5 separate regions of the Mus musculus genome follow, and all the other regions are linked to region 1. Evidence: chromatin loops called from intact Hi-C (ENCODE). Cell type or tissue: heart. All regions are shown on one strand. Links, peaks and the distances in the headings refer to the core of each region. The heading gives the core; the rest is flanking DNA.

Evidence for each region. Hi-C counts contacts between places; a loop is a spot of excess contacts. Peaks named below come from ENCODE experiments on the same cell type or tissue, not always from the same donor. Only the 100,000 strongest peaks of a DNase experiment are listed, where the experiment ranks them.
Region 2: it touches region 1 in a loop (9-fold over the local background); 33 of 42 quality-filtered maps call a loop at or near these places.
Region 3: it touches region 1 in a loop (3.0-fold over the local background); 3 of 42 quality-filtered maps call a loop at or near these places.
Region 4: a loop joins it to region 1, with 2.7 times the contacts of the local background. A loop is called at or near these places in 4 of 42 quality-filtered maps.
Region 5: it touches region 1 in a loop (14-fold over the local background); 26 of 42 quality-filtered maps call a loop at or near these places.

What each region holds. Positions count from the first base shown.
Region 1 is chr13:46,307,980-46,314,249 of GRCm38, reverse strand. No RefSeq gene overlaps it. Among named protein-coding and RNA genes, the nearest start is that of Stmnd1, 37 kb to the right of the region's middle. In heart, for the core only: a CTCF peak has its summit at 3,379 (motif pointing left); no DNase peak of the experiment used is centred there; H3K27ac peaks cover 250 bases.
Region 2 is chr13:46,660,106-46,666,375 of GRCm38, reverse strand. No RefSeq gene overlaps it. Among named protein-coding and RNA genes, the nearest start is that of Fam8a1, 6.2 kb to the left of the region's middle. In heart, for the core only: a CTCF peak has its summit at 2,597 (motif pointing right); no DNase peak of the experiment used is centred there; H3K27ac peaks cover 345 bases.
Region 3 is chr13:47,014,561-47,020,830 of GRCm38, reverse strand. Nhlrc1 (NHL repeat containing 1) reads left to right here and starts at 5,981. Exons shown (of 1, transcript NM_175340.4): 1 at 5,981-6,270. The coding sequence starts at 6,052. In heart, for the core only: CTCF peaks have their summits at 957 (motif pointing left) and 3,327; no DNase peak of the experiment used is centred there.
Region 4 is chr13:46,415,046-46,421,315 of GRCm38, reverse strand. Rbm24 (RNA binding motif protein 24) reads right to left here and starts at 3,016. Exons shown (of 4, transcript NM_001081425.1): 1 at 2,118-3,016; 2 at 918-1,041. The coding sequence starts at 2,285. In heart, for the core only: a CTCF peak has its summit at 3,099; DNase peaks (open chromatin) are centred at 1,025 and 2,935; H3K4me3 peaks cover 3,011 bases; H3K27ac peaks cover 3,594 bases.
Region 5 is chr13:46,795,183-46,801,452 of GRCm38, reverse strand. It overlaps Kif13a (kinesin family member 13A), which reads left to right. Exons shown (of 38, transcript NM_010617.2): 18 at 10-172; 19 at 2,120-2,260; 20 at 2,962-3,111. Among named protein-coding and RNA genes, the nearest start is that of Gm24620, 31 kb to the right of the region's middle. In heart, for the core only: a CTCF peak has its summit at 3,080 (motif pointing right); no DNase peak of the experiment used is centred there; H3K27ac peaks cover 1,133 bases.

The sequences.
Region 1 (6,270 bases), core at 433-5,432:
AGCCAACACACAGTACTTGCTAAATAAACATTTATTCCACGAAAGACTGGATAGTCAAGAGCAAGCTATGTAAAAAAGGGGTGGCTGCCTTTTTCCTTAAAAAGCTAGATCCACTCCTTAATCAATTTAGCTAACCTGGAGGTTGCCTTTAAGGCTGGGTACTATAAAAAAGGATGACTATGCCTCAAAGCAATTTCCTTAGGCTGCCATATCTCTATGTAGGAATGAATGTGATTTTCCTCTTTCCTATACTATTTTTCCCAAATGCTAAGCATTTTAAATGCATTTGCCACAAGAGACAATATAGTACCCCTACGAAGCAAATAAACTGACATGTTATTTCACCTGACACTTAGCAGAGCAATGACTTAATAAAACTCTTCAGTTCTGAAGCATAAGAAACTCTGTAATTTGGAGGGTGGAAAATGTAAGGCATCTCCTTTTTATTAAGATGGATGCAAGTATCTTAGGGCACAGTCACAGAAGAGGTCCAGCATGATTAAACATATAAATTACTGCCATCTATCTCCAAGTGTCAAAAACCAGGATCAGGCTGAGGAGAACTTAAATTCCTAGATGATTCTGAGCATGCGAAGTTTTGCTCTGTCTCCGGATGGCATTTTATAAAACACATCTTTCATTTTCAGTGTTGAAGAATTTAAGGCATTAGGAGTTGTACATTCAGATAGAAATTGGCTGGAGGGAAGGTACTTGTTGGCAGTGGGTATGTTCATAAATGATTTACAGAAGCCTATGAGTTGGTTTATTCTGAGTTTTAATCGTCTCTTTCAATAAAACATTGACCAAGGACTTAGAGATCTGCCTGTGTTGTTCTTTGGAAAGGCAAGGCTCTGCGTGTTGTGACAGGAGTGATGGGTGATCTTGTGTGTGCCGAGAAGACTCCTGGGATCCAACTGCTAATTCAGTGTGGAGTAATCATTCACTAATTCATTTGCTTCACAGGTTTGCACGAGGGTCAGTGCCATGTGGGTGCTCTTGTTGGCCTAGGCATGCAGCCATGAACAAAACAGACACCAGTCACTGCGTGGATCCTGTTCTCTAGTTGGAGAGAGATGGGCAATGGGGCATTGCTGATCACTATGGAGAGATGTAATTCAGCTAACATAATCATGGGAGAAGTGATGGTGAGCAGTGGTCACAGCGGTGTTGAGGATGATGGAGGTGGTGAGAGATCGTGGCTTTAAACCGGATGGTCTGAGAAGAGTACCAGGCTCCTCCTCTGGAAGAATGGTCTGTGAAGCCATTTGGGTAGTGTGAACCCTGGTGTGAGGAAGGAACAGCAAGGGACATAATGGTTGGAGTGAATGAGTGGCCATGAACTCGATCCAAGCAAAGCCCGAGAGAGAATAGGGGCAGGTCATGCATGGGCACATAGCATACTGGACCATTCTGGCTTGACCTGGATAACTCTGGTGTTGCAGAGATTTATATTTTAATAAGATGACTGTGGCTGCCATATTCAGAATAGGTGGAAGGAGACAAGGCAGGATTGGCGGATGAATCAGGAGACCCTCGTGATTGGCCAGGAAAGGAAGGGTGATGACTGGCATCAGGACCAGTGGATGGAGGAGGCTAGACATACTTATTATGTGCAAATACAGTTTTGAAAAAGAGCCCTGCAAGATTTACTAAAGCTAGATAGACAGGGTAAAAGAGAAAGGAAGGCAGGACTGACAGCTCAGTCGGTAAAAGGCTTGTCCTGAGTTCCATCCCTCAGAATCCACATTCAAGAAAGATAAATGAATAAAACTCATGAAGTCTGGAGTGGTGAGAAATGCTTCTAATCTCAGCAGGAGAGAAGCAGAGACAGATTCCTGGGCATATAGATCAGGCAGCCTAGGCCACTCTGTCAGTCACTAGGCAATGAGAAACTATGTCAATAATAATGATAATAGTAATAATAATAACAATAACAACAACAATAATATAAGGTGGATGGTACTCAAGGAATGGTATCTGAAAGTTTTCTCCATACATACATACCCTCACACCCAGAGGCGAGAAAATGAGAGCAAAATCAAAGACAGCATCAAGTTTTGCTCCTGATCCACAGGGAGCTTCTGGTTGCTATTTGTTGTGAGAGAAAAGCCTTTAGGAGAAGCAGAAAGCTGTCCTACAGACATATTCTATTGAGATGCTGATGGAGAAGCCTGGCAGGATGTGTGCAGGGTCATAAACAGCAAGGAGCCACTGTTGTATGGATAGCCTCTACCATCGCAATGCACAAGCTGGCCAAGGATAAACTCATAGACAGACATTAGATGCCGCCCAGTGGGAAATGTTCTGGAATAATAAGTCTGGGGCCCGCCGGATGCAGGACACAGGACAGCTAGTGAACGTCCTGGAAGTCAAGAGGACATGGGAAGCGAGTGCTTTGAGAAAGAGGGCATGAGAAGCCATCAAGCACAGTGCAGATGTAGAGCTGTCCCATTGGTCCAGCAAGTCGTGACTGGAGCAAGAACAGATTCCATGAAATCGTGGAGGGGAACTCCACAGGAGGTATCTAAAGGAGAACAATTAGCAGACAAGAACTTTGGTGCTCTGTGCCAGGTGTACTCTTTTAGTACATTCAGATGTAAAGCAAAGACCAGGCTGGGGGCCTGGATGGGCAATGTGGATAAGAAGGAAAATGGAGTTCAAGAGAAGTTCAGGGAAGGCCAGTTAGAGGGGTGGCCTTTCACTGGGGACATGGGTGGGGAGGAAGGGGCAGAATGAGGTCACAAATACAGGCAGGTGGGTGGATGTGGGGGTGTGAGTACCGTCTTCCCGTCGCTTCTGTTTTCTCTTTGAAGTCTGAAGAAAGACCATGAGCTCCAGGTCTCGTGGGTCTCTGTAGAGTGAGAGACAGCAGCAGCCTTGGCGTCTGCACCATCCTACAAGTAACACGGATGGAGTTGAGAAAGTGAACCAGGGGAGTGAGTGGCTCAGGGGGTAAAGAACTTGATGTGCAAGTGAGCAGACCTGAATTCAGATTCTCAGAACCGATGTAAAACAGAGACATGGGACTGTCACCACAGTGCTCCTATGAGACAGGAGGCAGAAACAGGGGACTCTCCCGAGCTCCTGGGCCAGCTAGCCTGAGGCGTGCTACAGTGAGGAAGAGATCCTGTCTCAAGCAAGATGGAAGGGGAAGGACATCCGAGATTGTCCTCAGATCAACACACATGCATTTACACTCGTACGTGCTAACATGTACACACACACATACGTGCATATGCACGTGAACACACAGGCAAGAAGCAAAAGAAAGAGAGAAAAATGCAAAACGTCGCAAAAGCCAGTTAATTTTTAAATGTATTTATTGTCAAACCACAGAGCTGACTTCTATTAACTATCTTTTGGCACCACCTGCTGGAGACAGATCCCAGCAGCTAACGGCAAGGATCATTGATAATGTGCACAGCAAATGGGGAGAGAGAGAGATCTCTGTGGACTGGGATTCATCAGAAGAGTCACTTGTGAATTTCGCTGTACATGATCCTTTCCTCAAAGTGTGGTTTTTCAATGGTCTATGAAAAACAGAAATTCATAGAAAGAGAGAAACAGAGTTATAGTGGTTTTTTTTTCTTTCTTTTTTCAGGAATGGTAGTGGTGTTCTGTCCCTCAATAAAAGCGTAAGCTTTCTTCCTCTTCTGGCTACATCCCAGGAGTAGTTAGCTTATATGGGCCTTGAGATGCTCTTGGCTAATGTAATTATCCAGTGATTGAGATGAGTGAGATGCAGTTGCCAATACAGTATTTTAACCAAAATGGTCCAACGATATTACTTTTCCCATTTTCCATGCAATGTGTTGTGATGGAGATGGACATCTTCCCAGTGATGATGCAGGCTTGAAACTGCTTCCCTTAACCCAGAGACTTCCTGAGAGTTTATCTCAGCTGTAACTAGTGATGGTTCCTTACTATGTTCTTCTTTGTGTGTTTCCAAGGACCTTGCTGCAGACAAGTCACAAAGGTACAAATATCCATTTCTTGGAGAACTGGAAGGAAAATAGCCCTATATTCCTATATTCCTCACTTTTTCCCTACCTGCATCCAAGTACCCAATAAGAAGTAACTAAACTAAATGAAGAAGGCTTTATTCTGTTGTATAATTTGGAAGTACAGTCTAGCTTGGCAGCTTGGTGGCTCACATCTGAGAGGCTCAGGAAGCAGACTGTGTGGAATGCTGATCCTCAGCTGTTTTTCTCACCTATGGTAGGATGCTGCTTGAAATTAGGGATGTCCTTACCTCTCAGTTAATCCTTTCTGGAAACATCACCCACCTACCACAAGATATCTATCATCAGTGCCTTGCGTGTTTCTTAATCCACTCAAACTAGCAATCAAAATTAACAATGACAGGTTTTTATGTCATCTGGGATAATTGGGCAGTCACTCACTCTGCCAGGACATTTCTGTGAGGATGAAAATTCTCCAGCAATGGTAGACATAAAAGTCCAAATTAAGTCTCTCACTATTATTGTATGGGGTGTGATGTGTGCTTTAAGCTTTAGCAAAGTTTCTTTTATGAATGTGGGTGCCTTTGCATTTGGAGCATAGATGTTCAGAATTAAGAGTTTCTCTTGGCAGATTTTTCCTTTGACCAGTATGAAATGTCCTTGGAAAATTGTTTTCCAACCTTTTACTCTTGGCTAGTGTCTGCCTTTATCACTGAGGTGCACTTCCTGTATGCAGGAAAATGCTGGGTCCTCTTTACATATCCAGTCTGTTAGTCCATGTCCTTTTTGGGGAATTGAGTCCGTTGTTGTTAAGAGATAGTAAGGAAACATGATTGTTACTTCCTGTTATTTTTGTTGTTAGAGGTGGAATTATGTTTGTGTGACTATCTTTTTTGGGGGGTTGTTAAAAGATTACTTTCTTGCTTCTTCTAGGGTGTAGTTTCCCTCCTTGTGTTGGTGTTTTCCATCTATTATCCTTTTTAGGGCTGGATTTATGGAAAGATATTGTGTAAATTTGGTTTTGTCATGGAACATCTTGGTTTCTCCCTCTATGATAATTGAGATTTTTGCTGGGTATAGAAGCCTGGGCTGGCATTTGTGTTCTCTTAGGGTCTGCATGACATCTGCCCGGGATCTTCTAGCTTTCATAGTCTTGGTGAGAAATATGGTATAATTCTGATAGGTCTGCCTTTATATGTTACTTGAACTTTTTCCCCTACTGCCTTTTAATATTCTTTGGTTAGTGCATTCGGTGTTTTGATTATTATGTGACGGGAAGAATTTCTTTTCTGGTCCAGCCTATTTGGAATTCTGTAGGCTTCTTGTATGTTCATGGGTATATCTTTCTTTAGGTTAGGGAAAATTTCTTCTATAATTTTGTTGAAGATATTTACAGGCCCTTTAAGTTGGAAATCTTTGCTCTCTTCTATACCTATTATCCTTAGGTTTGGTCTTCTCCTTGTGTCCTGGATTTCCTGGATGTTTTGGGTTAGGAGCTTTTTGCATTTTGCACTTTCTTTAACGGTTGTGCCAATGTTTTCTATGGTATCTTCTGCACCTGAGATTCTCTCTTCTATCTCTTGTATTCTGTTGGTGATGCTTTCATCTATAACTCCTAATCTCTTTCCTAGGTTTTCTAACTCCACGACTGTCTCCTTTTGTGATTTCTTTATTGTTTCTATTTCCATTTTTAGATCTTGGATGGTTTTGTTCATTTTCTTCACCTGTTTGATTGTGTTGTCCTGTAATTCTTTAAGGGCTTTTGTGTTTCCCCTTTAAGTGCTTCTACCTGTTTACCCGTGTTCGCCTGTATTTCTTTAAGGGATTTATTTATGTCCTTCTTAAAGTCCTCTATCATCATTGTGAAAAGTAGTTTTAGATCATAATCTTGCTTTTCTGGTGTGGAGGTTTATCCAGGACTTGCTATGGTGGGAGAATTGGGTTCTGATGATGCCAAGTAACCTTGGTTTCTAGTGCTTATGTTCTTATGCTTGCCTCCAGCCATCTGGTTATCTCTAGTGCTACCTGCCCTGGCTATATCTGAGTACAGCCTGTCCTTCCTGTGATCCTGGTTGTGTCAGAACTCCTCAGAGTTCAGCTGTCTCTGTGATCCTGTGATTCTGTGACCCTGTGATCCTGAGATCCTGGGTGTGTCAGAGCTCCTGGGAATCAAGCTGCCTTTGGAACCTTTAGATCCTGGTGTGACCAAGCTCCTGTGATCTTGTGATCCTGTGATCCTGTGGACTGGGTGTGTTAGAGTGCCTGGGAGTGGAGCTTTTTCTGGGTGTTGTGGAACTGGCTTCAGAGT
Region 2 (6,270 bases), core at 652-5,651, 350 kb before region 1:
AATCCCAGCAACCACGTGGTGGCTCACAACCATCCATAACGAGATCTGATGCCCTCTTCTGGAGTGTCTGAAGACAGCTACAGTGTACTTGTTTATAATAATAAATAAATATTTAGACTGGAGCAAGCAGAGGTCCTGAATTTAATTTCCCAGCAACCACATGATGGGTCACAACCATCAGTACAGCTACAGTGTACTCACATACATAAAATAAATAAATAACCCCCTTAGAAGTGAAGCCACATAATCAGAGAATTAGAAACCAAATTTCGGAAAACCAGAAGTAGCAAAGCAAATAGAACACACTGTACCCAAAGAGATTGGACTGAAATCAAATATGAAATACCTTAAGTCAGAAGTAATGCAGAAGGGCTGGAGGTATGGCTCATCCATTCAGAGAGCTTGTTGCTCAGGCTTCAGGGCTGGAGTTCGAATCCAGCACCCACATAATAAGCTGAGTTGTTGTCCCAGCACAGGTGTAAGCCAGCACTGAGAGGGATGGAGACAAATGGTTTGCTGATTTGCAGCCTAGCCCCTTAAAGCACAAGTTCCAAGTTGAGAGGGAGATGGAGAGAGGGAGAGAGGGACAGAGGGACAGAGGGAGAGAGGGACAGAGGGAGAGAGGGACAGAGGGACAGAGGGGGAGAGGAGAGAGAGAGAGAGAGAGAGAGAGAGAGAGAGAGAGAGAGGGAGAGAGGGAGAGGGAGAGAGGAAGAGAGGGGGAGAGGGAGAGAGGAGGGACAGAGGGAGAGAGGGAGAGAGGGAGAGGGAGAGAGAGGAAGAGAGGGAGAGAGGGACAGAGGGAGAGAGGGACAGAGGGACAGAGGGACAGAGGGACAGAGGGAGAGAGGAGGGACAGAGGGAGAGAGGAGGGACAGAGGGAGAGAGAGGGGGAGAGGAGGGAGAGAGAGAGAGAGAGAGAGAGAGAGAGAGAGAGAGAGAGAGAGAGAGAGAGAGATCCTGCCTCAAAGGAATAAGGCAGAGTGATAGAGGAGGGCATAGGGTACCATTTAGGCAAAAGAGCCACACACAAAGTAAAGTAGTGTGTGTATGAGTATCTTAGCTGCACGTATGTCTGTGCACCTCATGTATGCCTGGTGCTCCCCGAGGAATCTGCATCAGAATCTGCATCAGATGCTCTGGAACTGAAGTTAGGATGGATACTATGTGGGTTCTTGAGAATTGAACCCCAGTCCTCCACAAGTGCACTGAGTGCTCTTAAACTGCACAGACTTCTCTCCAGCCCCATTGTCCACTTTTTAACATCACAAGTTGTTGTTGTTGTTTCAGAAGAGGTGATTATAGCAAGAGACTCAGTAACCCAAATGAGCAGTGGGCAATGTTAGGATAGTGTCTGGTAAACATGCAACATTCAGTTACTTGTGGAACGCAGACTACATGGGCATCAGTGCCAGTCAGCCGCCAACCAAGAGCCCATAACCACACAGTGGTTTGAACAGGGAGTCGGAAGGAATTCTAATGGGACTTAAGTCGAGGGGATATTGGCTAGCAAAAGGCTGAGAGAAAAGCGGAGCTTCCTGTAGAGCAGAATCTTCACAGCTAGGAGACGCTGGGAGAAGCCTTGTCTCTCGCTTGGGCACTCAAGTCTGGGTCCCAGCACAGATGATGGCCATTACGAAAGCTGTGAAATGGGGTCACCTCGGTTTCCCTTGGTGTGCAGTCTTTTGGTTTTTCTTTTCTTTTAAAGTCTCTTTTGAGATTATTTTCAATAGGGTCTTGCAGTGTAGCTTAGCCTTCTAACCCCTTGCCTCCACCTCCAGAATGTTAGGAGCGCAGGCATGAGGTACCACGACTAGGAAAATAGATAATTAATTTTTTACACATCTTGGAATTCATGCTTTGATAGAACTTAAAAAAAAAAAAACATTCTGGCTGGGTGGTGGTGGAGCATAGTTTTAATCCCAGAATCCTGGAAGTAGAGGCAGGAGGACCTCTGTGAGTTCGAGGACAGCCTGATCTACAGAATGAATTCCAGGACACCTAGGGCCACACAAAGAGAAACCCTGTTCTAAAAAACCAAACCAAACCAAACCAAACCAAACCAAAAAACAAACAAAAGCAAAGACAAAGCAAAAGAACGTTCTAGACATGTGGGTAGCCAAGCACCTGTTCTTTGACTATAGTCTTAGTGGGATAATCTAATTTTTAAATTTATTATTCTATTTGAGTAATACTTATCAATGACATTTAAGAAATAAGATGCCCAGTGCACTGAATAAAATATTTAATTTAAAAATAATTTGATTTCCATACTAATTTGTGGGAAAATATGTAACCCAAGCATTTTTTCCCTGTGTAACTAAACTTGGGTGATGTAATGCTGTATCAGGCGTTTCTTCCCCCAGGGCTCTCTCGCTAAGCAGCATAAGAAACATATCCATTACGGTAAGAATTTTATATAATAAAAATGATAATAATAATAATACTTTTCTTTATGATAGATTTCTTGATTATGGGAACTTGAGGTGATTGATATTTGTGTCCTCATTTATAGCAGGCTTTTTGTTAACTCTGAAAAAACCATGTCACATTCAAAGGATGGCCTGCTGCCTTGTGTAAAATAGACAGGACTTGAGGCAACCAGTAGGGGGAGGAATCTCCAAAGTTAATCGCTGTCTCCCAGCCTGACTTCAGAAGCTGAGAATCTTCAACAGGATTGACTTTAATTTCTCTGTTTTTTCCCCCCTCTCCTTTCTTCTCTCCTCTCCTCCCCTCTCCACAACCCTCTTTTGTTTGAGACAGGTCCCCACGTAGCTCAGGCAGGCCTTGAACTCACTATGTATTGAAGGATGACCTTTAACCTTTGCTCCTCCCACCTCTGTCTCTTGAGCACTAGGATTTGTGGCAGGCATCCCTAGAGCCGACTTAAGCGGTTCAAACCCAGCCCTCATCTCTATTTTGTTTGGACAGAACCCAAGGCTTGCTGGTTGGTTCCTGTAGCATCCATGAACGTTACCCACGAAATCTGGCACAAGGAAAGACTGTCGTAGGGTTAAGACTCGATCTCACTTGGAAATATGAGACTGGGGTGAAAGAAAAGCAAAGTCAGCTGAATGGGAGCAGGGTACGTGGAGAAAACGACTGTCACATAAAGGGAAAGTCTATTATGTTGGGTGGTGTTTGGTTGGGGCAAACATGTGAAGGAGTGTTTTCCTGAACTGGACACAGATTTAGGTAGAGTTGTGAGGGAACGCTTGACTAAAGTAGACCCAGGTGAACGGATGTTCTGCTAAAGCAAGCATGTGAAAGGACACGTGATGAAGGATTCTTTGCTAACGACACACATGTATTGGGCTGCCTTACATTGTGTAGCTGAGCTGCATTGGTGGGGACGCCATAGAGAGAAACCCAAAAACTTCTGGTGGTGTGCTGCAGTTTGTTGCCCCTTCCAAGAACTTAGGCTGATTGGCAGAGTGATGTCAGTCGAGACAGACATGCAGAGGACACGTGATATTTGGAGGGTTATAAATAGGACTCTACAGAGTGATGGAGACCGAGCTTGGCTTGCTGGTACAGCTAGCTGTACAATGCTTGTGTGTCTCATCTTCGCTGATCTTCACTTCTCTGAGAGGGACACCACAGGGAACTTTTCCTGGTGTCCCTCCAGGTCCCTCCTACTGACTCAAGCTGAGGCTGAGGCCTGGCTGTCTCTGCTAGGTCGTGTCACTGCTGCTGATTCACATTAGCTAACCTGACTCTACTGAGCTGGACTGCTGGAATCCATGAGGTGTTGGTGATTGGAAGGAGCTGCTGCTGCATGCTAACCTGTGAGCTGAACTGCCGATTTCCAGACAACACAGCTGGGAGTTGATCCAAAGAACCTTTCTAAACAGGTCTACTTCCCTCCCCCACTTCTTTCTTTCCCACTACTCCTGGTGGGTGTTGAGCTACAAGGGAGGTTAAAGCATTTAAGAACCATCATTAAAAATAGGCTTTGAAAAAAATTAAAGTTACAAGTATGACTTAGGCAGCAACAGAAAAATCAAAAGCTTTTGATGCAGACGGGGTACAGCTCAGCCTAAGAGTACTTGCGTAACATGAAGGAGACACTGGGTCCCCAACATGTTTCAGGAATCATTATGAAGGGCATATACTTGTAAAATAAAAGGGCTGGTTCAAATGAATGTGGAGTGTCGGGCAGGGAAATAAAGGGTGTGAGAGAGAACCCATGTCCCGCCAGAGCTCCAATGCTCTGGGCAGGGCACTGGTGCCTGCTCTCTACGTGGCCTGGGTGGGTGTCTGGTTGTGGGAAGCCACGGAACACCAGTCTGAGTGGGTAGAGAGGGAGCAGTCCAGGATTTCTGGGCCTTATGGAGGCCAGAGACAACAGGTTCTAGCTCTTGGACGTCGCAGGAGGTCTTTGGACACCAAGGAAGAGCTGAGAACAAAGTGAGGACCCCGGGGCAGGGGCAGCTCAGTCAGCTCCAGGGCCGAAGGGAGAAGGGGCAGGAGGGAGGTGCTGGGTGGTACCCACGAGGGCGAGAGTCCTTGGTCCGGTATGGTGGCTGGAAACGTTGGGAGGCCTTCTCTTGGGAGATTAGACATGGCTCTTTAGGGGAAGGCCTATTCCATCGTTCAAGCATGGCGGGTCTTGATGAGCAGAGACGGGCCATGGTTTTAGAGTTTTATTGTAGAAAGGCAGAGAGAAAGAGAGAAGATAGAAAAGAAAAGGCCAGCAATGGCCATGTGGAGGGGGAGGGAAGGGAGGGAGAGAAGGAGAGCTAGAGATGGGAGTAAGAAAGGTGAGAGCTTAAGAGATCAAGGAGGGGCCAAGCAGCCCCTTTTATAGTGGGCTGGGCTATCTTGCAGTTGCAGGGTATCTGTGAGGAGGAACATACCTGGTGTGCTGGCTAGTTTTGTGTCAACTTGACACAGCTGGAGTTATCACAGAGAAAGGAGCTTCAGTTGAGGAAATGCCTCTATGAGATCCAACTGTAAAGCATTTTCTCAATTAGAGATCAAGGGGGAAATGCCCCTTGTGGGTGGGACCATCTCTGGGCTGGTAGTCTTGGTTCTATAAGAGAGCAGGCTTTCCCTCCATGGCTTCTGCAGCAGCTCCTGCTTTCTGACCTGCTTGAGTTCCAGTCCTGTCTTTCTTTGGTGATAACAGCAGTGTGGAAATGTAAGCTGAATAAACCCTTTCCTCCTCAACTGCTTCTTGGTCATGATGTTTGTGCAGGAATAGAAACCCTGACTAAGACACCTGGCTACTGTCAGGTAACTGTGAGGGTGGAGTCTAGCCAGAATGCCAGGAGCTTGGGACATTGTCTGTGTGACTGATAATCACAGAATTATGGAGTTGGGGGCTCTGTGGTGTCAGGCACCTGACTCTGGGAATGTGGCTCACTGTTCCGTCCCTTGTAGAGTTTTCTACTGGGTCTCCGGAGTGAGCTTCGCTCATCCAAAACACAGGCTGCCTTTCACGGTCCCACAGTGGAGAACATGGACCTGTACCTCTTCTCTCCTTTACTCACACTGGAAGCAGGAAAAAACCCAAAGTTGCTGATCTCGTCTGATGGAGTCAGGCCATTCAGTCCTGTGCCTACTCAAATCTTTCCCTTGGAATTTTACCCTTGACAGTGGCTCCATCTCTCTTAAATTTCTTTCTAGCCTCCCTCTGAGGTGGAGTGCCCTAGCCTGAAGGTCACTCTCCCCTGCCTGGTTGTTATTATTTTATTTATTTATTTATTTATTTATTTATTTATTTATTTATTTATGTGTGTTGTGCTCAGATGGATCCCAGGGCTTCAAGCATAACTGGCACATACAGTGTCTCATGCTGTGGTTTCCCCAACCATAAAATTATTTTTATTACCACTTCATAACTGTAATTTTGCTACTGCTGTGAATCACAACATAAAGTAAATATCTTTATTTTCTGATGGTCTTAGGTGACCCCTGTGAAAGATTTGGGACTGCAAGCCACAGGTTGCTCTAGGCAACAAAATATCCGTTTGTGATCATGGCCCCACCTCCTAAGAGAGAAAGCATGCAGGAGAGAAGGCTGAGAGGCTAAGGACAGCCTGCTACAAAGAGGACTAGAGTTTGGCTCACAGAATCCACTCTGGCATCTCCTAACTGCCTGTAACTCCGGCTTCAGGGAATCTAATGCTCCCTTCTGACTGCCACAGACAACGACGCCCATGAGCCCCTATCCACATGCATACACATAAGTTAAGATGGAAATAAATATTTTGGGAAGGAAATGCAGTTCAATGGCAGAGCACAACACAGTTCAATGGCAGAGGA
Region 3 (6,270 bases), core at 438-5,437, 710 kb before region 1:
GTCGTTTTTCTTTCATAAAGGAAGCAAATTTTTTCAGCGTGTTTATCATGCATGTTATGATTTGGATGTGAATTCTCTCAGTCTGAACACTTGGTCTCCGGATGGTGGCACAGTTTTGGAAGTTTCTGGGACCTTTAAGAGACGGGGCTAGCTGGAAAAAGTAGGTCACTGGGGGCAGGTTTTAATGTTTTGTAGCCAGGCCTGGTTTAACCCACGCTCGCTCTGCTTCCTTTTCAATGACAGTGAACAATCAGATGCAGGACATGCCAACTACTTCAGTCTCAGCCTTCCACAATGTCTTCCCTCAAACCACGCCCCAGACCCGCCCTCCTTCCTTAAGTAGTTTGTGTACATTAGTAAGAAAAGTAACTAGTTTGATTATGGGAGGGAGGTGTGGCATGCGAGTGTATGCATGCATGTCCAAGCAAAGTGGAGAGACAGAGAGATACACACAGAGAGACAGACAGACGGGGAGAGAGAGAGAGAGAGAGAGAGAGACAGACAGACAGACAGACAGACAGACAGACATAGAGACGGAGACACAGAGACAGAGTTTTTTTTTTTTTTTAAAGAAAGATTTCTGGATGCTTTGTTTCTCAAGAGAGGGTTCCTCCTAGTAGCCCTGGCTGCCCTGGAACTCATTGTGTAGACCAGGCTATCCTCGAACTCAACTCTTTAATCCCAAGTGCTGGGATTCAAGGCATTTGCCATTACTGCCTGGCTCTGGATGCTTTTATTAAATCTGTCTTTAACTCATACGGCTCCTGCTTTCTACCGCGTGTCATCTAAGGTTTTATTCCTTGCAAACAGATTACAAATCCACTCGAGTTAATAATTGGCTTGGGGGCTGGGGAGATGGCTCAGTGGTTGAGAGTGCCGCTCTTCTGAAGGTCCAGAGTTCAAATCCCAGCAACCACATGGTGGCTCACAACCATCCGTAACAAAATCTGCTGCCCTCTTCTGGAGTGTCTGAAGACAGCTACAATGTACTTACATATAATAAATAAATAAATTTAAAAAATAATAATAATTGGCCTGGAAGAGGATTCAAGTATGTGAACCTTAAGCATGGTCACTCTGCTTTCAGCATACAGTCCCCATTTCTGACTTTGTATAACTTTGATATGTAACATTTTAAAAAATCTGCCTGAAAATCTGCTGCGTGCTGAAGAGCGGGTAGCCATAAGAAGCAGGGTTTGGCTTTGGCTTTGGCTTTGGCTTTTTGGTTTGTTTTTTTCGAGACCCAGTTTCTCTGTTTGGTCCTGACTGTCCTGGAACTTGCTGTGTAGACCAGGCTGTCCTCAAACTCACAGAGATCTGCCTGCCTCTGCCTCCCAAATGCTGGGATTAAAGGCATTTGCTACCACTGCCTGCTGCAGTATTTTAAAGTAAGAGTTGAGCATTTACTTATACTTAAATGATACAAATAACCTGCTGGGAGCTGGTGCAGTGACTTGGTGGTTGAGAGTAAGCACTGCTCTTCCAGAGGACTTGAGTTCAGTTTTTAGCACCCATGTGAGACAGCTCACTACTGCCTGTAACCCCAGGTCCAGAGGCTCTGATACCTTCTTTTTTTTTTTAAAGATTTATTTATTTTATGTATTAGGAGTACACTGTGTCTTCAGTCACACCAGAAGAGGGCATCAGATCCCATTACAGGTGGTTGTGAGCCACCATATGGTTGCTGGGATTTGAACTCAGGACCTTCAGAAGAGCAGTCAGTGCTCTTACCTGCTGAGCCATCTCTCTAGCCCCTCTGATACCTTCTTTGTTCCATCATGAATACCCTCACATAAGTGGTACACACATACATGCAGATAACACACAGCACATAAATAAAAATTTTAAAATAAATGTTAAATAATAATGTATGAGGTTTGGGATATAGCTCAACGGTAGAGTGTTTTAGTGTATGTGAGGCCCTGGGTTCAATCCGTAGTACCACAAAATAATCATAATATCTGAAAACCTGGAAAGTCTAGCAGGGACAAACAAGGACAAACAAGGGCAACCAAACCCTTGCACTAGAGACATCACTGCAAAGAGGGGAATGCTTTCTCTTCATCTTTTCTGCCTTTTTTTTTTTAAAGATTTATTTATTGTATGTATGTGAGTACACTGTTGCTATCTTCAGACACACCAGAAGAGGGCATCGGATCTCATTACAGGTGGTTGTGAGCCACCATGTGGTTGCTGGGAATTGAACTCAGGACCTCTGGAAGAGCATCTTAGCCACTGAGCCATCTCTCCAGCCCCCTCTGGTCTGCCTTTACATACTTGTGATCTTACAAACACATGCTCTCACTACAGGCCCCATGGTACATCTCTATTGCCTTCCTCTCAAGTTCTTCTGACCTTCTGAGTGATTAAATATCTCTCAAAAGCAAACTTTTTTTATTATTATTATTATTATTATTATTATTATTATTATTATTATTATTATATTTTGACCCATCAGTGTCAAACTCTAGCATGGAGTCACCTACCTAACCCAAGGTCTTTATTATTTCTTTATTTGAGACTAGGTCTCCCTATGTAACCTTGGCTGGCCTGGAACTTAGGAAGGAATGACTGCTTTTACCTCCCAAACTCTGGGATTAAGGGTGTGCCCCGTCTCATCCGAGGTAAGTCCTTGTACACTTCCTCCTGACCTCCGGGTGAATGATGGCATTCACCCGGCAAACGAAGTGCGAACCTGTGAGGCCTGTGCTTGGTGCAGTCCAGAGTTGAGCAAAACCAGAGGTAGAACTCAGTGTGTCCCTTCAGGGACAAAAGCAATAGAAAGAGATGAAGACAGAGCGCAAGCTTTAAGATGGACCAGGCTGTCAATCAGACTCTGTATCCTTGATCCGACAGAAGAAAGACCAGGCTGTCAGCTTAGGCTGGTAGAGACAACAGAGCAGAGACTGGCGGGTTCCATGGGATGGAGGCAAAGTCTGAAGATTAACATTGCCAAGACCCCTAAACTGTGGGACTCAGACCTTGGTTTTGTTTGCTATTCCTGAAGCTGGAAGCTTTGCAGAGCTGAGAAAAACCTTAACTGCCAATCACATGCCATCCCTTTAACTTAATATCTGGGCTGGCATAGTAGCAAGCACCTGTAGTCCTAGGACTAGGATGGTACAGGCAGGAGGATGGTGAGTTCAAGGCCAGCCCCAGCCTCATAACCAGCGTGAAGCCGACATGAGCTGACCCTGACTCAAAACAAACAAACAAACAAACCTCCTAGTTAAGTGCTTTATAGTAAACCCCAGGAGAAAACTGAGTGTCTTTGCTGCAAAGCTGCCCAACCTAGCCAGCAGTGCTCATGGTGTAGTGCCACCTGTAGCCTCTCAGAGGCAGCAAAGGCCTGAGAAGGCAGAGAAGGAGCTTCAGCAGGCAGCAAGCCTTTGGACATCTCTAGAGGACACAGCTCAGCTGCAGTCAGCAATGAATCGGGGTCTTTGAATAGTTTGGGTGCAATGCTGGAGCGGAGACGAGTTAGATACAAGTAAGGGATCCATCAGGGTCAGTCTGGGAAATACCTTTAAAAGATGACACCTCCTAGGACGGCTCTGCCTTTGTCATGATCTGTGTGGGAGCCACCAGCCCCACTTGTGGAAGTTAGCTTATCTGAATTAGATAGATGCACACTGAAGGTAAAACACACCAGACTTTACTCACTATACAAAATGAGTGTTAAAATGTCTCCATTCATGTTTTCAGGTGATTACAATGTCCAAAGGATGGATTGGACACAAAGAATTCAACTAAATTTTGTTTTTCTTTTCAACTTTTTAAAAGTGGGGATACAAGGGAATTATTTTAAAATGTGGGTTTCCTTACATTTCTGTTGCACAAGACTGGTTCTAAAAATAGTCCAGTTTTGTATCCAGACTGTGTTTCCCGAGTTAAAAACTGTTTCTGAGGGGCTGGAAAGAAGGCTTAACGTGAGAGCACTTGCTGCTCTTGCAGAAGACTTGGGTTTGAGTCTCAGGATCCATATTGTGGCTCACAGCCATCTGTAACTCCAGTTTCCTGGAACCGACAGCCCCGCTCCGACCTCCTATGACACCAGGCATACTGTAGAGAAAACACTTATACACAAAAAGTAAAATAAATCTATTTTCTTATTATTTCTGAGGGGCTGGAGAGGTTGCTCAATAGTTACATAACGCTGGCTGCCCAGTCTGGAGAATCCACATTAGGAACCCTCCCACATTCAGTGGCTCACACCTGCCTATAATTCTAGCTCTCGGGTATCTAACATCCTCTTCTGGCCTCCAGAGGTTCACACAGACGTCCACACAGACACACAGACAGCCTCGTGCACACACACTAATAAAAAACAGTTTTTTTAAATTACTAATAAAAAAACTTTCTATGAGATATTATTTTAGTTGGTGTCTTATTTAGAATGGAAATGCATTTTGAAATCATAGTATCAGCTTGGTTATTCTGGTCTAACATTCAATCTCTGAGATATGTAGTAGTTGATTAAAAAAGAAAAAAAAAAACTGCTTGTTTTCCTTGGCCTTCCAAAGAATTTCTCTCTCGAAGAGTGTTAACACAGGCTTGAGTCCTCCAGTTTCTTGGAAGTCTATGGAACAAGAGGGTAACCAATCATGATCACAGCCTTTTTGTGAATAAGAATGTTCTAATACATGGTTTTGGCCAGCACCTTGTTCATGTAAGACAGTTAACTCCGAAAATGAGAGCTTTGAATACCCCCAATGGATTTCGGAAGATTATACTGACCATAAGATTAGGATACTTCCACGATCATCTTTATTGTCAATCATTTCTCCAGTTTTGAAATATTTCCTATACTTATTTATTTGCAGGTGTATATGTTTATGTGAATGTATCTCACACGTTTGCAAATGCATGGAGACCAGAAGGGGACTCTGGATTCCCTGGAGCTGGGGTTACAGATGGTGCGGAGAACTGAACTCATGTCCTCCAGAAGGGCAGCAAGCACTCTTTACCACTGAGCCATCGCTTCAGCCCCTTTACTTTCAATCTTTCTCGGGATGGAAGGCATTGCAGGGAGGAACCGCTGGCTCGAACTTACCTGTACGTTATAATCCCCTTCACAGTGCCCCTCAGCCCACACTGGTGCAGTTAAGCCTTTGCCAAGGAGACTCAAACATTTGTCATACAAAACCATATCTGATGATCAGTGAGATGCCGTGTAGTCAAACTGCCTGCCTTCCAATCACGGCCTCCATGAGGCTTAAATAAAAGTGAATGAAAACCACTTAAAAGAAGGCAGGCACGAGCGAATTCTATAACTGCTACTAACTAACAAGTTTTGTTGTTGTTGTTTTGTTTGTTTTTGAGACGGGGTCTCCCTTTGTGCCTCTAACTGGCCTGGAACTCACTATGTAGACCACCATGCGAGAAAGCTAACAGCTTTCAAAATATCCCTTCCACACAAACCCACTTCACAAGTATTCTTTTGTTTGTTTTGGTTTGGGGGTTTGTTTTTTTAGGCACTGTAGCCTAGGCTGGCCTCCAACTAACCACCAACAGCTGTTCTCCTGTTTCTGCCGCCTGAGTCCCGGCATCACAACTATCACACCCAATTCTTTGACGTCTACGTAGCTACCTTCTCACAAGAAGGAAAAAACACAGCAGAGAGGAATGCACATCTGCCCCTTGAAGTTATCTTCTTTCTTGTGTCTCTGTCTTCAGAATCTTACTATACAGAGACTAGGAGCCATGTCTTGTTCCTGTCTAGCCCTGGTACCCACCTCCCAGCGAAGCTGACTGGCAGTCCGTTTGGGCACCATCCCTGAGAGACTAGCTGTCACTTACAGGAGGACACGGAGAGACCCACTCATCACACCCCGCCCCCACACCCGCTGACATGTCTCAATCTTTAATCCTGGAATCTTCCACCCGTGACGTGATTATCCCAGGTCTGCGCACGGCGCATGCGGACGACTGCGTCGTGCGTCCGCCAGGGGGTGGCAGTGTGCGCCCTGCGTCAGAGCGCATGCCCCGCTCCGTGACCGTGACCGTGGCCGTGACTGAGGGCTGCGCGGAGGCAGCGGAGCAGCGGGAGCAATGGGGGAGGAGGCGACGGCGGTGGCAGCGGCTGGGGTGCGGCCCGAGCTGGTGCGGGAGGCGGAGGTCAGCCTGCTGGAGTGCAAGGTGTGCTTCGAGAGGTTCGGCCACTGGCAGCAGCGGCGCCCGCGCAACCTGCCCTGCGGCCACGTGGTCTGCTTGGCCTGTGTCGCCGCTCTCGCGCACCCGCGGACGCTGGGCCTCGAGTGTCCCTTCTGC
Region 4 (6,270 bases), core at 536-5,535, 110 kb before region 1:
ACAGAGTTTTGAATGTTCGTGGGTAATTTCTCCACGTATTTCCTTTCTGACAATTGGGCTCCTGAACAGAAATGTCAACCTCTCTCTCTCTCTAAACTTCTGCAGCCAAGGCTGAGTGAAGGGTACATGATTTCGGCAACAGAGCTGCTTGCCTAAAGGATCGGAGTCATTAGCTCAACCCTCAGGTGAATTATTTTCAGTAAAGGAAAATAACACTCCCAAATAATACAACAGATTTTCACACAGACCTAGCAATATTGTAAACTAACAGCTATGGGGATTTTTTAAAAATAAATTATTTCTCATCTCCAAGTAAAAAATCATTAAAGACAAAGCAAAACAAAACAAACAAAAAAATCCCAAAATTGTAAACTGTGGAGGTGAAATCTTCCTATGTGGCTGCTAGTACTCTGTGACTTTATGTGAAAATATGTGCTATGTCCATCTTGGTTCAGGATTCAGATCATGCATTCTCTGAGCACAGCGTAACTGGCCTAGAGCACACTAAGAAAGAAGGCTCATTGGCCGGCCAGAGGTGACAAGGCCCACGTAGTATACCCTTTTATCCACAAGTGGCTAGTAAAAACTGGATAACTGAAAGCAGACAAAAAAACATCTATCATTGTATAGGAAAACACACCAATTAACTTTTGAGTGCAAGCTATCTGGACCCTAAGATCTATTTTTGAACATCTCAAGTACCCAGAGGCGTACTTACAATGTTCATGTATCTTTAATGCCTTGGTGGAACAACCAGCTCAAGTTCTACCAAACCGAGCTACAGGGTCTCAGGAAGCTGGCTTTTCTGGGCTGGGGGTGGCAGTGGAATCTGTCTACAGATGGGTGGAGAGTTGGGGAGGAGGGAGAGGGAGGGGGAGGGGGAGGGGGAGGGGGAGGGGGAGGAGGGTGTTGCTCACCTGGCTGCATGATTCTTGGTTTTGCTCCCAAGTATGCCAGATTCACATTGGCCTTCCTACCATCGATGATGGGGTTGGGATCCTTGCAGGCCCTTTCAGCGGCAGCCCTGTCAGCCATGGTGACCTTAGCAACATACACAGACAGACACACAGAGCCCTCAGTTAACCCCTGAAGGAAAAGGATTCAAGCCACCGAGCTGGCTGGCTTTCTTTTCTTATTTGGGAGGGGTTGGGAACATTAACTCTCCATTCTCTGCCTTAAAAAAAAAAAAAAAAAGCAGAAAGAAGAAAGGAAGGAAGGATCTCCCCCGCCCCCCACCCAAAGTCCTAAGGGTGCTAATGTGGGGCCTAACAGAGATTGGGAGCCACCATTCTGAATTCGCGCGGAGATTTACCTTTTACATTCCCACCGGGGCCCCAGAGGTACTGTGGGCTTTAAACAAAGTCCAGCCCCAAACCAGCTGGTTACTCCCCAGCGACAATAGCGATTGCCCTGCTCCTGGGCTCTCAGCTCTTTGGGCTGCTGAATTCGCCCCTTTAAATCTCCAGGAAGCTTAATGTGCTGTTTCAGTTAGGCAAACACCCAGAGGTGCAGCTTTTTCTTTTCCTTTTAGAATCTACCTTTGCAATTTAAAAGATAGTGATGTAAAGTGTGTGTGTGTGTATGTGTGTGTGTGTGAGTGTGTGTGTGTGTGTGTGTGTGTGTGTGTGTGTGTGTGTGTTAGCTCTAGCCCTCCCTGGGCCTAAACAACACACACACACACACACACACACACACACACACACACACACACTGTTTTTTTTTTTTTTTCTTTTTTAAACAAAGCACCAGCTCACTTAACAACCAGCCTCCAACCTGGGAATCCACAGTGAGGGGCTCTGCTTCCTCCCTCCCAACTCTCCACATCTCCCATCTCTCCTTCCCAGGCTCTCGGGGCCACCGAAAGAGCATGGCCTCAGGTCCTCTCTGTACCCCACGAGGCAGCCACGGCCCTTCGTTTCTCCAAGCCCCATCGCACTTAAAGTTTCAGCTTAGCTCCGAGTGAACGGGCGTCCCGCGAGGTCCCACTGTGCCCCTTATCCTAATCTCTGCCTCCCCAGGGCCTGGGGCCACTTGCTCCCTGCTGGCCTGATCGCTTTGGCCAGGACCTCTCTTAGTTGCTCCCCACCCACCCTGAGTCCTTCTTCCACGTAACTTACAAATCCGTAGCCCCGGGACTTGCCGGTCTGCCGGTCTGTGATGACCACCGCTTCCTCGATGTCTCCGAAGACCTCAAAGTACTTGCGCAGGCTGGCGTCGGTGGTGTGGTAGGGCAGCCCTCCCACGAAGATCTTGGTGTACGTCGTGTCCTTCTGGGTGGTGTGCATCTTCGCGCCCGCCCCGCGGCTCGGGCTCCGGCTGCGGCTGCGGCTGCGCCTGGTCCTCGGGCTCCGCGTCTCCCGCAGCGCGCGGCGGCCGCCGGGGGCCGAGGGCGCGCGCGGGGGCGAGGGGGCGGCGTGGGCGCTGGGCGCGCGGCTTCCCAAGTGGCCCACTGTCCCCGACACTCGCCCAGGCGCTCTGCTCCAGTCCCCGCGTCCGGTCACTGTCCAGACCTTCCGGATCGTCCGGGTAACCAGCTCCGTAGCCGCGGACTGTGGGAGCCTTTTGCACTCACGCCGCGTGAAAGTAAAAATAAAATAAAAATATTTTTTTTCTTAAATGCAGAGAGGGTGGTGGTCTCCAAGTCCAGAAGAGGTAGATGGTTCTTTCTCAAAAAATCGAGTGGCTTAGTGGGATGGGGGTTGGCTCAGAGGCTACCGTGTCCCGGGGGCGCGGAGGTGGCAGCTGGGGGCGCGGTGCTGGGCCCGGCTCGGTCTGGGAACCGTCCCTTCTGCTTAGTAGCTGCCACACCAGTGCGGACGGAGGACCGCTCTCCAACCCTCTATTCCTTTTTCCCCAGCGGCCCTGGGGGTCGACGCCCGGCTGGGGAGGGGGCGGGCCGGACGCCTGCGATTGGCCGGGACAGCACCTGGGGCGCCCGGCGCCGCCGCCCCCCAGCTGTTGGGAACAGCTGCTTCTCTCCCCGCGCGCGGGCGCTGGGTCGCCTGGCTGGGGCTCTGGCGCTGTTGCTGGGGCAGAGTTGGAAACGGCTGGAGGCGGCCTGGCTCTGTTGTTGCCTGCTCCTACTGGTCAAAGTCGCAAAGACCCCTGGCGATTCCCGCAGGGACCCAGAGTGAGCTGATTGACGCTCCGAAGCAGACCACGCTAGCTTCTTGCTAGGCCTCGCTGGCACGACCAGTTGACTTGAGAGTCCCCCGGGGCCTGGGGTGGTTTGTACAGAGGCCAGTCCCCTCCCAAACACCTGGGACCAAGGAGATCTGTCTCTAGCGTCTGAACCGTGAGAAGAACTCTCAAGTTTTCTTAGCCCCCAAAAGCTGGTGCTGTGGGTAACCAAGAGGAAGAGCCCCAGGGATGTTATGTGGTGGGGTGAATAATAATAATAGCCCCTAGCATTTGGGAATGCTTGAGAAAAACTTTGGCTTTAATGGCTCACAGCTAGCAAAGGGTGTCTGTATTCATCTGGCCCTGCTGACTACTGCAGAGGACCATGAATTAGTACTGTACCTCCCACGATCATCAAATTTGTGCTTCCTGCCTAACTTAGTTATTCAGGAAGATGGGTACAATGTCTGTCTCAACACAAGTCGCTCCCACCTCCGCCTTTTTTTTTCCCCACTAAGCAAAGAATCTATTTCCTTCTATTTGAATTGCAGAACGGTTAGTGAATTGACCTCATTTATTTATCCGGATATAATTGTAAAAAGTATGATTTCTTTTAAAAGGGTGGGGGCTGTTACATAACGATGGATTTCTACCAGCAATTCTGGAAGCATAGATAGAATACACTAAACGTAGTATATGTTTATTAATTTAAGCCAGCTCGTTGGCAGTTCTTATGCTCAATAGGGCTTTAAATTAATGACGCTTTGAAATCAGCCCATCATATTTAAGGTTTAGATTAAAATACCCCTCCCCCTTATTTTGAGACAGGGTATTGTGTATCCCAGGCTGTCCTTGAACTTCCGGTGTATCATAAAGATTACTTTGAATTTGAACTTCTGATTCTTCTGTCTCAGAGTCCTGAATGCTGGGACTGCGGGCATGTGCCCCTTCTCTGGGTTTATGGGAAGCTTTGGGAAGGAGCACAGGGCTTCCTTCCTGCCAGGCAAGCACTCTGCCGACTGAGCTACATCCCCAGGCCCCCGATGAAAGTATTTAATGTAAGCAGAACATTTCACTCTCTGCCCTCACTGCACAAGCGGGTTTTGCTCCGAGAGGCCAGTGTAGTCCCAACACTAGTTGCCCCTGAGCTACATCTTTTATTTCCTTTTAAACAGGTCAGTGTATTAACCGATAGAGCCCCACAGACATACCCCAGTTACTTTCCAGGGCACCTTAGCTGTCAACCCCAGCCAATGAAGAATGTGGTGTGTGCAAAGGTGAATGAGAATTACTAGCAAATATTCTGGTAGGAAATCTTCAATTCATCTTGCTGATTTCCACAGGAGGCTGCCCGAGGTTATCGGGGTCAGTTTGAATCCTCAGTGAGAGAAAAGGAAAACTAAGAAATCTCGCTGTGGTTAATCCTGGGGAGAAAAATTAAGCAGTTTATATAATGTAAGTATTTTATACGAAGTGTTGACTCTTTAATACAGTTCCTCGTGTTGTGGTGATCCTCCAACCACTAAACTATTTTTGTTGCGACTTCTTAACTGTAATTTTACCACTGTTATGAATAGTAACAAACTATCTGTGTTTTCCAATGGTCTTGGAAGGTCACGACCCACAGGTTGAGAACCACTGTTGTAGACGCCGGCCCCAGTGTGAAAATATAAATCTTTGTCGCTGTTTAAGTGAAGTACTAGTTCAGAAGGGACTCTGTGCTCGAAGGACAAAAGATAATTTTTAAAAGTAAGAAAGCAGACCCTGACACAGAAGACGTATGCTTTCGAGTATTTAATATTCATCTTACGGTGTCATTTCACAATTATAGTACTTCACTGAAGCGCAGGCGGGCAAAAGCCTCTGAGAGGGGAGGCTTTTTGTCTACTAAGAAGTCCCAGACACTGTGTGCCATTGGATGACTTGTCTTCCTACATGGGTAAGAAGCCAACCCAGCCTGCAGGCAAAGAGAGTATCTGGGAGTGCAGCCAGGCATTTGGATGGTGGTCTCTAGGCAAAGTGGAGAGAGCTAAGAGGAAGGTTTTACCCCCACAACGGGATAGACTATCCTAGAGCTCAGCCTTCGGGAAGAAATACACTCTTTACTTCGAGGACTGAGGAAGCAGCTTAGTGGGAAAAATGCTTGGTGTGCAAGTGCTAGGACCTGAGTTCAAATCCCTGTATCGCCACGAATGCTAACTGTGCTGGCACATCTTGGCCAGCTTCTGGTCTCTGTACACACACACACACACACACACACACACACACACACACACACATACACACGTGGGGGGACAGTGAAGGGGGGGAGAAGACTTGTATGTCATCATTCTAGAGAAAATAACACAGATAAATGTACTCCCTTAAGTCCCCTGAGATCCCACTGGAGTGACTTTAGAAAATATTTGACACTTTCGTCTGAAATTATTTCATTTTGAACAAGATGATATACCTGGTCATTGGGACATTTTTGAAAATCCCACAAATAATCAAGGCATTCCTGGTTAACTGGCATGAGCTGCTGAGATGAGGGCAGAGATTGGTGATTATTTATTTTCTAAATCCACATCAGGAGAGGACATCGCTCAGCGTGCTCCTTGCGTGCTGTGGATTTGATTTCACGTCTACACAAAGGGAAACACAGGACCAAAGGCCAGATCCACTCTCGGTGGCTTTATGAACCTGTGCCATTAAACCATGTATCCCTCCGGGGCTGTGAGATGGATCTGAATCCAGACTTCAAGATTATTAAGTACCAAATATTTCTGTACAAAGGCCCATCACAGATTCAGGCTTGCAATAACAGTACGTGAAGAATCTTTTCTCTTTCCGGCTGCTTTTGGCAGAAGAGATGTGGATACCTGCATGCCTTGTGTGCTTCTTTGAAGAGAAAAAGTAAAAAATACTGTACAAGTTAGAAATAAGTTCCAAGCTTGCCATATCCAAGTTAGCGCACATGGATGGCCCGAGTCCTTGGTTACCACTCCTTGGCAGAATTGATACCATTTTATTACAGTAAGCTACTTACAGTAAATCACCTTCCATGTTCAAAATCTTTATCTGTTAAAGGCCAGAACCAAACCACAATGGTTGAACACCCATTTTATCTATTTTTTTTCTCTTTCCTCACCTCTTCTTCCTTTTTAATTC
Region 5 (6,270 bases), core at 782-5,781, 490 kb before region 1:
ACGTTGCAGGGATGAACTCTTTAGGCAGAGCTTGGCCAAGCTTCGAGAGCAGCTGGTGAAAGCCAACACTTTGGTGAGGGAAGCCAACTTCCTAGCCGAGGAGATGAGCAAGCTCACTGACTACCAAGTGACTCTGCAGATCCCTGCGGCCAACCTCAGTGCCAACAGGAAGGTAGGCATGGCCCTAGGGAATGGGACCACATGATGGAGGCTGGTAAATGCTGCGGATCGGAATCTATAGATCACCTCTGTGGGCAGGTCCTAAGGGGGTCCGGGGGGGCGGGGGTTGGTATTTACCCATGGGTAAGCATACTGGGTAAACACCCTTAGAAGGGACAGAAACAGAAGGCTAGGAGGTGGTGTGCATGCCTTTAACCCAGGCTCTCAGGAGGAAGAGGCAGGCAGATCTCTGAGTTCGAGGCCAGCCTGAGCTACAGAGGAAGTTCCAGGACAGCCAAAGCTATAAGAGAAACCCTGTTTTGAGAAGAATGAGGAGGGCAAGGGGGAAGAAAAGGATGGAAGCATAATTTGGTGGCAGAAGGACTTTCTGACTTAGTCACTTCCTTGAAAAGATTGAAACTAGGGACTCAGAAGATAGCTTCGCTCACAAGCTTGATGACCTGGGTTCAATTCCTGGCTCCCGTGTAAGAATGGAATGCGACACAGAGTTGTCCTCAGACCTCCACAGGCTCATAGTGCCCAACCACATCCATCCACCCACAGTAATAATCGAAGTTTCAAAAGAGTGAAGTTAGGCATACATGTGTGTTTATGCATGGACATACATACATGTGTAAGTATCATGCCTGCCTTCCTTCATGCAAGCACCCCTTCTGCTGTGAGGGTGTGTGGGTGTGCTTGCTTGTCCCACCTTTCTCTGAGTGGACTCTGAGAAGGAGAAACATCTTGGAAACCTGCTAGCACGCACACAGAACTCCTTAGAGCCATCTGGAGGTCTCCTATCATTACAACATCAAGAGTTGACTGTAAAAGAGTAACCTGGAAGAAAATGAATTTTCATCTTTTTTTTTTCCTGCCCAGACAGCAAGTTAAAAGGAAAGTTGTGTGTGGGGAGTGGAGAGAGAGGGCTCACTCAGGTAACCACTTACTACTCTGCCAGAGGACCCAAGTTTGGTTCTTAGCACACACATGGTAGCTCACCATTATCTGGAACTCCAGTTGCAGGGGATCCAATACCCTCTCCTGGCTCTGAGGCACCAGGGACACATGTGCACATACATGCATGCAGGCAAAACACACTTGTACCATAAAATAAAGTCTTTTTTTAAAATTTTAAGAAAGTGAGTTAGGGAGTATCTTATTGGTCTTTAGAGTTCTACATCCACAGACAGAGGCATGTGTGTACCTTCTTTCTGTATATGAGAATTTTTTATAGTCCTTTTCTTCTTTAAGACTGATTGATTGATTGATTGATTGACTGATTGATTGATGTGTGTACCTTCTTTCTGTATATGAGAATTTTTTAATAGTCCTTTTCTTCTTTAAGACTGATTGGTTGGTTGGTTGGTTGATTGATTGATTGATTGATTGATTGATTGATTGAGACAGGGTCTCATAATCGCCTGCTGCCCTCAAACTTACTAAGTAACTAAGGGTGACCTTGAACTTCTGCTCCTCCTGTCTTTACCTCCCAAATGTGGTCATGATGAGCATGCACTACCACATCTGTTTTAGATGAAGCTGGGGCTGTAACCCAGGGCTTTGTGCTAGATAAGCCACCTGAGCTAAGCCAGTGTGCTAAGTAAGTCACCTGAGCCACTCCAGCCCTCACGGTTGAATCTGTGTAACAAAAACTTGAAGTCCCCTTGCAATTGAATAGTAGTCAGAATATGATAAATCTGTGTGATGAATTCCTATGTTGCTATTGGAAAGCAAGATTATGAAGAATATCCAATGAAAGGAATTGTGAGGTAAATATACATAGATCTATAGATACATAGATATATGTAGAAAAGAAAGGCCAGGGCATTCCCTAGGTGGTAAAGTTTTACTGTCTTTTGTAAACTTAGAACCTCACAATAGTATATACAGTCTTTAACTGTGGGGGGGGAGGCGGGGTGTTGGAGTCATGTCCGCTCTGTCTTCCATCACAATACAGAGAGGCGCAATCGTCAGCGAGCCCGCCATCCAAGCCAGGAGGAAAGGGAAGGGCACCCAGGTCTGGACCATTGAGAAGCTGGAGAATAAGCTAATTGATATGAGAGACCTTTACCAAGAATGGAAAGAAAATGTTCCTGAGGTAAGAGAAACAGAGCATGAAGGAGACTTGGCCGAATGAAGACCACAGGTATAATGGTTTGGTCATTTACACTAGGGAGATAAAATGTGATCTTTAAGGGCCAATCGCACGTGATTCAGTCCGGTGGACACGGAATCCAGGAAAGCCAGGCGGGACTTAGTTTGCGTTGTGCTCTTTGACTTTCAAGGGAAAAGAGGAGAAAAGAAGTCGCTCCAGGCATGCGCAGTCGCTCCGTGCTATCAGTCCGTGTCCTGGAAAATTACACCGGCCGAAGCCAGTGTGGATTTCATCTTCATCCCCGTCTGCGCATGTGCCCCTAATTGTCTGTGCCCCTAGCTGTGCTCAGGGCTGGGTAGATTTCTGAAGTCATCATAGCGAATGTAATGTTAAGCTTTGCTTTTAATATTTGATGTTAGTAATAAAAAGGAAAATCTGGTGAAGGAATTGGTGTAAGTCACAGGGCATGACGTAAAGCAGGCTTCAGGCGTGGGGTGAGTGAAGCTGGGGCTCCTCTGCGTGAGCGTCCCCTAGCAAACACGCCCCGCTCGTGTGCTGGGTCTCTGTGGGCACGATTCTGATTGCACTTGCTTATTTTTACGAATGCTTCCTCTAAACGTTTTTAGTGCTAATTTGAAATAACATCATTTAAGTTGATGCGTTGTTTCCTGACTTCTCACCCAATGACCTATTCTTTTTCTCAGGCCAAGAGGCTCTATGGGAAGCGAGGTGACCCTTTTTATGAAGCGCAGGAGAATCACAACCTCATTGGTGTGGCTAATGTGTTTTTGGAATGTCTCTTCTGTGATGTGAAGCTTCAATATGCAGTACCCATCATCAGCCAGCAGGGGGAGGTAAGGACACGCCAGCCCCTAGGAAATGACAGAATAGGAAATTTTGTTTAATCTCTTGCCTTGAGAGAGATCAAGAAGAGGTGTGTGTGTGTGTGTGTGTGTGTGTGTGTGTTGCTCTTCTTTTGTTTTATCCCTCTTAATATAAGTCAGGATTAAGCCATGATCTTAAAAGATAACACATTTCATATTTGTGGTTCAAAAATTTTTTTCTGTTTTAATTTTGGTAATAAGTTTTGCTCTTTGCTCCATATTAATTTTTTCTTTTAAAAACCACCTCCAATGATAGCCATCCACGCCAGTTCCTTCCTGGATCATAGATGTCCTTTACAAGGTATTGCTTAGATTCAGGAGTGGTGGTGTCTTCCTTTGACCCTAACACTTAGGACAGAGGCAGGCAGATCTCTGTGCCAGCCTGTTCTACCAAGTGAGTCTGAGGACAGCCAGGGCTGCACAGTGAGAACCTGTAAACAAAGAAATGAGAAAATAAAATAAAAAATAAAAAACCTCAGAAGATTATTCTGAAGCCCTAAGTAACAAAGAAGGCAGCCTTTGTTAGTCTCCTTTAGACAGCCGTATTTCAACAGTGTGAGTGTATTTGCCCTTTGTGGGCCTTGGACACGTTAGAAGACATTCATGTGAAATTTTTAATTTTTCCTTAGGTCCATTTTTACTTTGACAACTTTATTATTTGATTATACTGTGGCTACAGAAAGACTCAAATAAAATGAAATTCACCCAGTACCCCTCTGACCGACAGCATAATAAGATTGTCTATAGTCTCTTCTCGTCTCTTTGTACGTTTGCACTGCTCTTAAACCAAACCAACCTTGCAAACTTACCCATTTTTCCCATTTCGTATTCTGGAGCGGCCATTTTATTATGTGAAAATGTGCTCTTCAGTTTATTGGTTCCCAACCCAATTGTAGTGGAAACATACCTTAGCTCTAACTTTTGGATATTCAGTTGCTTGGACTATCTTCTGTCATAGTTAGCACTATACGGCTCTGATCTTGTTAAAGAAAATGTCCTGGAGCACCCAGGTGCATCTGTCTATTTAAGCTTGTGGTGTGTTCCAGCATACGGCCCTCCAGAAAGAGTCCATTTCTCTTTGTATTTGTTGGCAGCATAGGGGATGATCACTTCTTGTGCCCCCCTCCCCCCCCCCACACACACACACTACAGTATAAGATTTTCCCCAGAACCCACTGGCTGTTTGCTGGTCTCCTGTATTCTGCAGTCTTAGACACCATCTTCTATGGGTAAAGGCATGAAAGCTATGTGTCTTAGATTCAGACTTCTATCCAACTCATCAACTGGTGTTTTTCTCTTTAGTCTCAATCTTTAACTCCCTAGTTTGTTTTATATAACGTATAAACTTGAACTACAAAGTTATTCCAAGCTGGGCATGGTGGCACACGCCTTTAGTCCCAGTACTTGGGAGGCAGAGGTAGGTGGATTTCTGAGTTTGAGGCCAGCCTGGTCTACAAAGTGAGTTCCAGGACAGCCAGGGCTATACAGAGAAACCCTGTCTCGAAAAACCAGAAGAAAAAAAGTTATTCCTTGGGATTCTTAGAATAAGATATGGTTTACAAAGGGTAGCTGGGAATAAACCTGGGTTCCCAGGGTGGGATATAAGTGTGTGTGTGTGTGTGTGTATGTGTGTGTGTGTGTGTGTGTGTAGGAGCTGGGACCTTCTGGATAATTCTGCCCCAGTGACCACCAATGCATCTCTCATGCTAAAAATATAACTTAAGTGACCAGTGTAGCCTGTGACTGAGGCCCTCTTTAAGGGCCTCTTAATCTAGAGTCCTGGGCAGGCTCTGGGTATCTGAAATTATATCACAATGTACTCAGGGGGCCCATAGATGGCTCAGCAGGGTAAAAGCGCTTAGCCATGCAAGCCTAATGACCTGAGTTCAGTCTCCAGTTCTCAGATTGGAAAGAGAGAAAGGACTTCTAAGTGTTTCCCTCTGACCATCACTGTGGCACGCTTACACCTGTAAGCACACACACGCGTAAATACATAAACACGTGTTCAGTCCTCAGACGAGCACCGTATGAAGCACTGCACTGTGCTTCTGCCCCTCGGTACTTCTACCTCTGAATATCGCTTGTCAGATATCACCAGCTGATTTCTCTCAGATCCTTGGCCCTGGTGCCAGTTGGTATGTGGAAGTCTGAGCATTAAACATAACCCTTAGCCTGGGGTGGTGGCTTATCTCTGCAATCCTAGTATTCAGAAGTTAAGGCAGAAAGATTGTGCATTTGAGCAGACTGAGTCATTTCCAAAAGAAGGAAGGAAGGCTACCATACCGGACCTGCTCCAGTGAAACGCTACCATGATCAGAAATATAAACATCCTAATGGCAAATGGAGAGCAGTTATTTAGGGGTAGGGAGAATGTCTCAGCAGTTCAGAGTGGCTTGCTGCTCTTAGTAAGGGCCCAAGTTCAAGTCCAAGCTCCCCAGTCAGATGGTTCACAGCTGCCTATGACTCCAGTTCCAGGGGCATCTGATAACCTTTGGCCTCTTTGGACACCAGCACACAAGTGCACAGACCTACACACATACGCATAATTAAACAATAAGTTGAACAAAAGAATCGTTACGCAGAGTGGACATTGGGGGGAGACCTGCCTATCATTGAAGCACTCTAGAGGCTGAAGCAGGAGGATTCCACAGTGAGGTCAACCTGGGCTATAATAGTGAGACCCTGTCTCAACAAATCAAAACCTTGAACAAACAAAGGAACAAACAAACAAACAAACAAACAACTTTCCCATGCTGGATGGCTTTGTTCCTGCCATCTCTTCTGGTAAGAGCCTGGTACCACCCCACAAGTCCGTTTTCATGCAGCTCCATGTTACACCCCATCCTCCCTCCTTGAGCCGGGGACCATGTCTGCCTAGTGCACTGTGGGAAGCCCAGTGCTTGGCAGTTTCTGCCCCCATCCATCCTGGGTAAATACTCGCTACACGCATGCGCACACATTTGTCCTATGCACACCCAGTACCTACACCTTTCTGTTATGTCGACTGCTCCATCCTGTCATTGGCTCTCGTTTCTCGTTCTCTTTCTGCATTTAACCATGAGTTCACTAGCAAGAGAGCCCACTCCCTGGAGTTCCAAGATTACCCAAGCACGGTATCAAAGAAATGCA